2 separate regions of the Homo sapiens genome follow, and region 1 is linked to region 2. A link is a contact called in ENCODE Hi-C data. All regions are on one chromosome and are shown on one strand. Each heading gives the region's core, a stretch centred on a gene start or an enhancer-like site at or near the end of the contact. The rest is flanking DNA. Distances are from core to core; before and after follow the strand shown. Region 1 holds the start of LINC00377 (long intergenic non-protein coding RNA 377). Region 2 holds the start of LINC01068 (long intergenic non-protein coding RNA 1068).

Region 1 (4,948 bases), core at 394-2,893, 1.5 Mb before region 2:
TTTGAGACTTCAGAGTTTATCAACTGCATAAGAGAATTAAATGAATAATTTTTCAGTTGATGTTAACATAATTTGTGGAAATCATCCTGTGTTCATATCATATGCAGTTTTTTAGGGGGTGGGGTTAATATTAATTAAACTGTATATGTAAAATTTGGGCTACATGCATTATCTCATTCAATCCCGACAACATCCGCATCAAATAAATATATTTTTCTTCTTTTCATGGATGTAGAAACTGGAATTTAAATAGGCTAATTAGTTAACTATCTTGGTTTATTAAATACTTAATTTGTGCCAGGAGCTTTCCTAAGCATTTTATACATGTTACCTAATGTTATGGCTACAACTAGTTAGGGAAATACACATACAGAGAGAGAGATAAACACACAGGGGGAAAATACATTTTACATCAGAGAGTTACCTGACCAAGTACTACACTTCTTTTGCTTTTCTCTAAGACCAACCCAATGCTAATTCCTTGACTTATCTATTTTTATTTACTAATGTGAAGCAGAGATTAGGTGTTCAATAATTTTGTTTTGAAAATATGACAAATGAATAGGAGAATGATAGAGATCTCAATTTATTTGAGATATCCCTATGTTTTACAATCAAAACTGAGTAAAGAGGTTTCCAAATTATGAACTATTTAATCAAAAAGTTATTTTTGAATTTTAATTTATGTGTGAGTACATATCTTTATCTGTTTTGGTTTACTCGTGTCTGCTTCCCCTGACACCATGATTTATAGATATAAGTGAAAGTAAGATATGAGTTATTATATGTGCACACTGAGATTGTGCAAATTGCATGTAGCTATGGATTAATATAGTTAGAGGTACGGAATTTTCTGTTCTTTTTGTACTCTACTGACAGATGGACCCACTGTTTTGCTGGAAAGTGGAGCCAATTTGTCTGGCTTTGAAGAAAACAGGAGAAAAGAGGATATACTGGGGACACTTTAATGACGGAGAAAGAGCAAGCCATTGGCCCAGCTAATAAAAGTTATTGCTAATATTTGTTTATCATGTATTAGATGCAAGTTTATACTGTTTATCACCATTTGATGTTTAAGTTTTGTTTACTGGAACTCAAAATTGAGGTGGAAGTAATGCTTTCTGAAAAAAATGAATTTAAAATGTTTACATCGTGGAAAGAAAAAGAACTCTGCGGACCTATCAGTTTGTTGGGGCTGCCATTTGAAAGTAAACCAATTCAGGTTGCTTGAACAACAGAAATTTACTTCCTCATAAATCTGGAGGCCAGAAGTCCAAGAGCAAGGTGCCAGCAGGGTTGGTTTTTCAGAGACCTCTCTTCTTGGCTTGTAAATGGCTGTCTTCTCCTTGTGCCTTTACATGGTCTTTCTTCTGTCTGTGTCTTAATCTTTTTTCTTCTAAGAATATCAGTCCTATTGGATTAGGCCCACATCAGTGACCTCATTTTACTTTAATCACCTTTTAAAAAATCTTGTCTTTAAATGAGGAGCTGAATGTTAGAAACTCAATATATGAATTTGGGGAAGGGGACAATTCAGCTTATAATAGGAGATGGTGTAAAGGTAAAGAATCACCTGGCTAAGTCATCTGCATTGTAGTACTCATCTTTTGATGTAGACAGGTACCTCAGTCTTAGTACTGTGGAGGGCATGGGAGAGGTAATTTCATAGCATCCTGTCTCTGCAAATCCCTCTTGAGAAAACTGTAGAGAAATATATTCAATTTAGGGAGAAAATTGACAATACATTATATTATTATTAATTCTAATAAAATAGGACATAGAAATGCATAAAATATTTAGTGAAGTATTTTAAATATATAAAAAGTAATTTATATTGTGTTTTAATCTAATCTGGCTAAAATTATTACTAAAAATATTGAAAAAATCAGTTTGAAGGAAATGTATACAGTCAACATTTTGTGACAAAAATGTTCATATCTATGTATTTTTGGACAATGACAGCTGCAATATTATCATAAATGTTTAGCAATTCCAAGCTTGAGGCAAACTCCACAGATAGAGTAACTGTAATTTATTAGGTGATGGAAAAGGAGAACATGATAGATTGACTTAATCTTTCATTCTACACTTTTCTATGTTTAAGCTCAAGAAGAATGCATCATAAATACCATATGTTTTCCTAACACCTTATACTACTAGTAGCTTTATTTTTTTTTAGTCTAATCTTTACTCTAGAGACTATTTTCAGTTGAGAATCTAATAAATATAAGTTTGAGAGGTATGTTAGCTAATTGTTCACTTTTAACTAAAACACTAGAGGGCACCCTTTCCTTCTGTTAGAACATGTCCTCCTCTTCTAAATTACATGCCGTGGAGACACAAAGGATTGCCAGGTAAAAACAATATTCATTTTATTTTGTATTTTTATGGACTTGCTTTTATATTTAACCGGTAATAATTTTGCAGATCCCAAAAGTCACAGCATATTATTTTAAATGATATTAAGATGATTTTTAACGGAAATGAATTCTAAGCCGGAAATGTCAGTGTCACAGAGCTAAAGAGTCAGATGTCTCCCTAGTGTCACGACAGTGAACAAAAATAAGTCTGTGTTTGGCATGACTTGTGGTGTTTATGTAGTATAATTTATCTTACATTTCTGTGTTTAGGATTAGGAATTATTCGTACTGAATGTGTATTCCTATTTTCTACGTTCTCAAATGAATAGCACACTACTGCTAGGTTAACCCAGTTTGAAACAAAATGCAAACAAGACTGACCTAGAGGAAAGAACAAAAGTTGAAAATTCAGTGAGGACCCACCAAATAACAATTGCCAATATTTATTTAGTGTCTGTTTTTGTCAATCACTTGTGTAAGCATTTTAATTACAATATTTAATTGATACTACATTGAGTCATTATTTACTATTTTCATTCTTATTCAATATAGAATAAAATATAGTATTATAAGAACAGATAAAATAACATGAAACATGTCTTTGAATTGTGCTTTCCCACATCAGAAACCTAGGGCAAAAGGGAGCTGCTACAGCTGCAATTTTGCCTGGGCAAGACTTGCCACCAGGGTCAGCTTGTGCTGACCTGGTCTGCATGTGCTATTACTGGGTTTACCAGCCTGCTCCCCTGAAATAGTGGTGCATCAAGATCCTCTCTGCTCTAACCTCAGGCTGAAATTCAGGCATTTGGAGCATCATTTGCCTAGACCATCAGCCTGAGGTGCCCCACTCTTCCTGGACATAAATCAAGGTATAGTGGGGCCCTCTCTGCTCCATGCTTAGACAGATCTCCAGGCATTTGAAGCAACCACTCAGCTGTATTAGCAGCCCAACTCGCCCCACCCTTCCTAGATGTAGATCGTGGTGAGTGGGATTCTCTCTGTTCCATGTCCAGGCATACCTCCAGCCATCTAGAGCACTTGCTTGCCTGGATGACAGCCTTACCTTCTCCACTCTTCCTAGACATAGATCATGGTGCAGGGAGGAACTTTCTGCTTCATGCCCAGGCAGATCTCCAGGTATTTGGAGTAATCATTCAACTGGTTCATCAGTCTCATATACCCCATTCTTCCTGGGCTTACATCATGGTGCAGTGAGGTTCTTTCTGCTCTAAGCCCAGGCAGAGATCCAGGCATTCAGAACATCTGCTCACTGGGATTGGCAGTCTCTCTCACCCTACTCTTCCTATGCAGAAATCTTCTTGCATAGAAGCCCTCTCTACTCCAACCCAGGCCCATCTCTAGGCATCTAGAGCACCTGTTTGCCTCAAATAGTGGCCTGAGCTACCCCACACTTCCTGTGCAGAAATCCTGGTGCATGGAGGGGACTCCATGCTTGATATACAGGGAGATCTCCAGGCATCTGGAGCACCCACTGTTCTAAAATTAGGAGTTTAGACCAGCCACCATCCCAATGCAGAGAACCTGGGGCCAGAAAGGCTTCCTAAATCCACATTTAGACATATTTGTGGGTGCTTGGTGGCCACCCACTGAATTCTTCCTCAGTTTTGGTGCTTATGCTGGCAATTGGGGGACCTGTAGGTGAACCTGCCTAGGCCAGCCCTGCCTATCTTGGCCCCAGTCCCCCAAGACTAAGCAGGGAGCTAAGACCACTGTGTACTTCATGAATCAGCCCATTTCCTGAGGAAACAGAGAGATTATCTCAGTAACAAGATCAAGTATATACTCAGCCACATTGGCTGCAGCTGGCTGTTACCTGTAAGTACCATCTACTGGCTTGTAGGTCAAACTGCACAGCCCAGTATAAAACCTAGTGACAGACGTGCATAGGGCTATAGAAACAAAGCCAAAAGACCCTGCTCAGTACTCTCAAGAGTCACACCCTATAGTGAAGAGGGAAAGGAAAAGAAAAAAAATATATAGGGAATAAAACAAAAATAAAATATTCACCTGTATGAAAATAATTACAAAATTGTAAATGTTAATGTCCCCAGATGAGAAGGAAACAGCACAAGAATTTGGGCACCATGAAAAATCTAAATGTAATGACACACCAAAGGATGGAAAGAGCTCTCCAGCAATGTAATCAAAATGGAAACTGAGAAATTATAGATAAAAATTTGAAGCATGGATTGCAAGGAAGCTCAAAAAGATCCAAGACAACACAAAGAAAATCAACATGATGAAACTTCTAAAGCAATCTAGTAAATGATGAAACAGATAAACATTCTAAAAGGAAATAAATCTGAGCATCTGGAATTGAAAAACTCACTTAAGGAATTTCAAAATACAATTGAGAGCTTTAGCAATTTAGACTGGACCAAGAAAAAGAAACAATTTAAGTGCTTGAAGACAAGTCTTTCTAACTAATACAGTCAGGCCAAGAAAAAGAAATAATTTAAGAGCTTGAAGACCAGTCTTTTTAACAAATATAATCAGACAAAAATTTTTAAAACAATTTTTAGAAATATACAAAGTCTTTGAGAAATTTGGGATAATTCAAAGTAAGC
Region 2 (4,989 bases), core at 2,485-4,984:
CACTTTGGGAGGCCAAGGCAGGAGGATTGCTTCAGGCTGGGAGTTCAAGACCCCATCTCTACAAAAATTAATTAGCCAGGCGTGGTGGTGAACATCTATAGTCCTAGCAGCTCAGGAGGCTGAGGCAGGAGGATTCCTTGAGCCCAGGAATTGGAGGCTGCAGTGAGCTATGATTGCACCACTGCACTCCAGACTGGGTGATAAAACAAGACACTGTCTCCTCTCCTCCGCTATCCCCCCAAAAAATTTTAACAGTCACATGAGCATTTATGGATTTTTTTCCTGGTTTTAGATTTTTAGTAACTGCAAAACTGAAATCCTTGTTATGATGAGTAATTTCTGTAAAATCTGATCATTTCATATTTTAAGACTCTGAATGTTACTTAAACATTGTTTTTGCTGGTTTTCTCTAGCAAAGGAAGGGAGTTATTGCTTCAGTTACTACCTAATGGAGGTATAAGTCCCTGTTGTCAACTCAGCCTACTTTGATGCCTGAGAATGGGCACTCCTCATTACTGCTGGGGAGGGAAGGGCATTTCAGCTCCTTCAGTGGTCTCCACCCACACCAAAGAGGAGTTTATTTTGTTACTGCTGGGCATTGAGGAAGGTCCTGATTCCCCACTAGGCAGCCTCTGATACCTTATTTGGTCTTCTCACTCCAGCTGGGGGTGTAGGGTGCCTGTGACAACCTGGCAAGTGTGGAAGTCTAGGCTTCCCATTTCATTGGTGGAGGTATGGGTGGGACCAAAATTTTTCCTGTGTTATTGGTTGCAGTAGAGTAGCTATTGTCTAGAAGTTTTCCATCTGCTAGTCTGTCCCTTTCCTGGTCCTTTGCATAGAGAGGCCAGAGTTTTGCAGGGGGCCTTTTGTGTCTGTGCCCTTTGATATTTCTGGGCTGCTGGCTTCTTCAGTTCCATGTCTGGGATAACTCAGAAAACTCACGGAACTTCACCTGTGTTGTTTCTCATATCATAAGGCTCCCAGCCAATGTACTGCCTTCTCTCCACCTTTTGATGTCTTCCAGTGTTCATTTTTACATAATGTCCTGGGTCTTTAGTTGTACTTAGTGGGAAATAGGAAAAGTGTATCTACTTCATCCTCCTAGAAGCAGAAGTTCTCAGTTACTATCTTTTAACCTGTGTATACCTAAAACAAATGCTAAAGAAACTATCATTACTAGAGGTCCATATTTTAAAACTCCATTTAACTTCAAGCCCAAATATGTTGTTTTTCAGTCAGTTCTCACCAAATATGTGAAAGGTCATCCTAGGCAGGGCGGATCCTTCAGTTTGGTCATGTTTCTGGGACCAAAAAGTGTACTAAAGATACCAATAATTTTCTGCCCATTTCTACACAAGAATATGTTCCTACCAAGGCTCCGAATAAAAGCAGATATGACCCTGCTCTTTGCCCAGTGCCAGATGGCATTATGGATGAACACCACTGACCAAAGGAGTTGGAGGGTTTCTGGGAGAGAGGTACAGTGGATTCTATCTCCTGTGAATTTGAGGTTGGGACTTGAGAGACTTCATAAGTTTGTTTCTGTCAAGTTCATGCAGTCAGGTCAATAAAGGGCTGAGCCAGGCATTTGGAGGTGACTGTGATGAGCCAGGTACAAGTGGAATAAACTGAAGAAACCAACCTACAGAAGGAAAAAGAAGAAAGCAGACACCCAGAGAGCAGAAGAAATAAGAAACTCTGGAGTTCCAGAGAGTGTTTGTATGAATGTGTTTCTGACTTGGCTCCTCATCACTATTCAATTGCTAGTTCCATGTTCTTGTGCATCCAGGCTACATGCCCTGCCCTTGGGTTTCACGAGTCAGATACCCCTATAACCTTCCAATAGCTTGCTTATGTTTCCAATATGTGCAAAAGCTTCTCAGCCTTTGCACGGAGGATCTCTACGTAACATTCTGGGTGAGCATGGGCCTTTGATCTTGCTGCTGCACCTCTCCATATGGAGACTGTTTCTCATAATGGCTGTAGAGAGTCACTCCCTCCTAGTTTTCCTCATCTCTTCCTTTGCCCCACTTTCTCTATTGTTCTTCAACATAATTACGGAATTTTGAGAAATATTACATTGTTTCTGGGAAACAAAGACCAAAGGGAAATATAACTTGACAAGACTTGCCAAAAGGCCATCAGAGAAGATAAGCCAAAACCAGAAATAATCATAACACATGGTAGAAAACAAAGCATTTTACAAAAGAAGATCCAATAGACAGGTATGGAAGTTCAGAGGAGAGAGACACTCACTCAGATCTCCTCCTGCTTCACTAATCTGGAAGTCATGTTACTGCCAGCGTCAAGGACCCATTAGTATATGTCTGGCATAAATAATATAGACTGTAAACAGACACTGTGGAATTTACTGACTATTGGGCATCCTAAATCCAAATGACTGTGCAGACATTATAAGATCAATAAATTGATTGTATTGGTTCAAGTGGTAAAATTATCGGAAGGGACAGTGGGCTATTTTTGAGGGGATAACTTCTTAATTTCTTCTGAGCCTTCTACTGGCAAGCCAGGTGGTATCTGTTTGATGATCTTGGAAAAGAAAAAAAAATCCTTATCTAAAGGACTTCAAATATAAGAGTACAGATAGTCTTGTATTTGATTCATTTATATTGAAGGTGGCTAATGGGGCATCTAGCCAACAGCAGATCTAATGGGATGTATACTGTGAGTCACTAAGGATTCCAATACAGCACCCTTCTTTCCCACCTGAGATATGCATAAATAATTAAACAAAGCAGTGGCACATAGACAACCAAAATATTAACTTTGCTACTGATAAAAGTAGATTGGAAAAAATAGGTTAACTAGATGAACTCCAGAATTGGGCCCCCTTGTACCCTACCCAGGAAGTGGTGGACTGTGAGCCACTTCCCTGGGTGGGGGTACAGCAGAGCCGACCCTGAAGAACAGAGCATAGCAGCAACTCCTGTGAACTGTGAGCTCCCCAAAGGAAGAAGAAGTTGAGCAGAGCATATTCAGGTATTTACATCTCAAATTTACCCATCAAATAAATGACTCCCCTGGGGAAGAACTAATAAAGAGGTGGAGGAAAGTCAGGAGTTAGACTATCACATTCCCTCCACATGGAAGGAAACATCAAAAGTAAGAGGCGAACTTTTTCCCTCCCCACTTCCCAACAGTGTACTAAATCTAAAAAATAAAAATTAAAATTAACCTCTAGTTCACAGACAGGTAAGATATTAGCATTATGAAAAATGAGAAACATTTTGCTAGAATTCGAAGACCCAGAGATTTGACAATGCATATGAATGGCTAAAGTTAACATACTCATATTACAAGTAGGTTTTTTTCAATTCTCTTCCAGATTTTTCTTTTCCAGAGACAGTGTCTCTGTCACCCAGGCTGGAGTGCAGTGGCATGATCAGCACTCACTACAGCCTTGAACTCTTGGTCTTCTGCCAAGAGTTCAAGGTGAACTCCCGCCTTGGCCTCTCAAAGCCCTGGGATCACAGATGTGAGCACTGCACCAGACCTCTTCCAGATTTTTTAATATTTGAGCTTTACTCCTGACTTCAGGCAATGATACAAGAAAATGGTGAGAGGGAGGAGGGGAGAAGGAAGAAAGGCCAAGAAGGCAGTAGGAACAAAAGAAGAAAAGAGTTAACACCTACTGCTAGCAAATAGGTGTAAGTAGTCCCAGACTTTTTCTATGCATCTCAACTGCATTCTGCGGAGTTAAGAGAAGGTCGAATTCAGAATCTGGAACCTGAACAAGCAAGAGGTGTGTCTCTCTGTAGGACTTCTTTACATTTTTTTTTTAATTTTTAAGTTTAGGGGTACATGTGCAGGATGTGCAGCTTTGTTACATAGGTAAACGTGTCATAGGGGTTTGTTGTACAGATTATTTCATCACCCATGTATTAAGCCTAGTATCCACTAGTTATTTTTCCTGGTCCTCTCCCTCCTCCTACCCTCCACCCTCTCTTCGGCCACTGTGTGTTGTTCCCTCTATATGTTCATGTGTTCTCATAATTTAGTTCCCACTTATAAATGAGAACATGTGGTATGTGGTTTTCTGTTCCTGTGTTAAGTTTGCTAAGAATTATGGCCTCCAGCTCCATCTATGTCCCTACAAAGGACATGATCCTGTTCTTTTTTATGGCTGCATAGTATTCCATGGTGTATATATGTACCACATTTTCATTATGCAGCTTACCTTTAATGTTCAGAATTTAGGTTGATTCCATGTCTTTGCTATTGTGAATAGTGCTGCAATGAACATACATGTGCATGTGTCTTTATAATAGAGTGATGTGGGGTATATACTCAGTAACGGATTGCTAAGTCAAATGGTATTTCTGTTTCTAGACAATTCTTTGAGGAATCGTCAGGCTGTCTTCCACAATAGTTGAACTAATCTACACTCCCACCAACAGTGTAAAAGCATTCCTTTTTCTCCACAACCTCACCAACATCTGTTTTTTTTTTTAATTTTATAGTCAAAATAATAGCCATTCTGACTGGTGTGAGATGGTATCTCATTGTGGTTTTGATTTGCATTTCTCTAATAATCAGTAATGTTGAGCTTTTCTTCATATGATTGTTGGCCACATGTATGATTGCTGGCAGCATGAGAAGTGCCTGTTCATGTCCTTTGCCCACTTTTTAATTGGGTTGTTTTTGGCTTGTAAATTTAAGTTCCTTATAGATGCTGCATAGTTTGCAAAGTTTTCTTCCATTCTGTAGGTTGTCCATTTACTCTGCTGATAGTTTATTTGGCTGTGTAGAAGCTCTTTAGTTTAATTAGATACCATCTGTCAATTTTTGCTTCTGTTGCAATTGCTTTTGGCATCTTGCAATTGTTTTTGGCATCTTCGTTATGAAATCTTTCCCTGTGCCTATGTCCTGAACAGTATTAACTAGGTTTTCTTTTAGGGTTTTTATAGTTTTTAGTTTTACAGTTAGGTCTTTAATCCATCTTGAGTTGATTTTGTTATATGGTGGAAG

The links. Hi-C counts contacts between places; a loop is a spot of excess contacts on that map. Pooled maps may share reads with other maps.
Region 1: a loop to region 2 is called in a pooled map, with 6 times the contacts of the local background. The contact joins the promoter of LINC00377 here to the promoter of LINC01068 in region 2. A Hi-C loop is called at or near these places in 2 of 168 maps with a recorded cell type or tissue (Caco-2 and K562) and 5 of 50 pooled maps.

What each region holds. Positions count from the first base shown.
Region 1 is chr13:81,015,086-81,020,033 of GRCh38, reverse strand. LINC00377 (long intergenic non-protein coding RNA 377) reads right to left here and starts at 1,643. Exons shown (of 4, transcript NR_125770.1): 1 at 1,574-1,643. RefSeq lists enhancers at 2,751-3,250, 3,251-3,752.
Region 2 is chr13:79,565,472-79,570,460 of GRCh38, reverse strand. It overlaps LINC01068 (long intergenic non-protein coding RNA 1068), which reads right to left and starts at 3,734. Exons shown (of 3, transcript NR_125772.1): 1 at 3,654-3,734.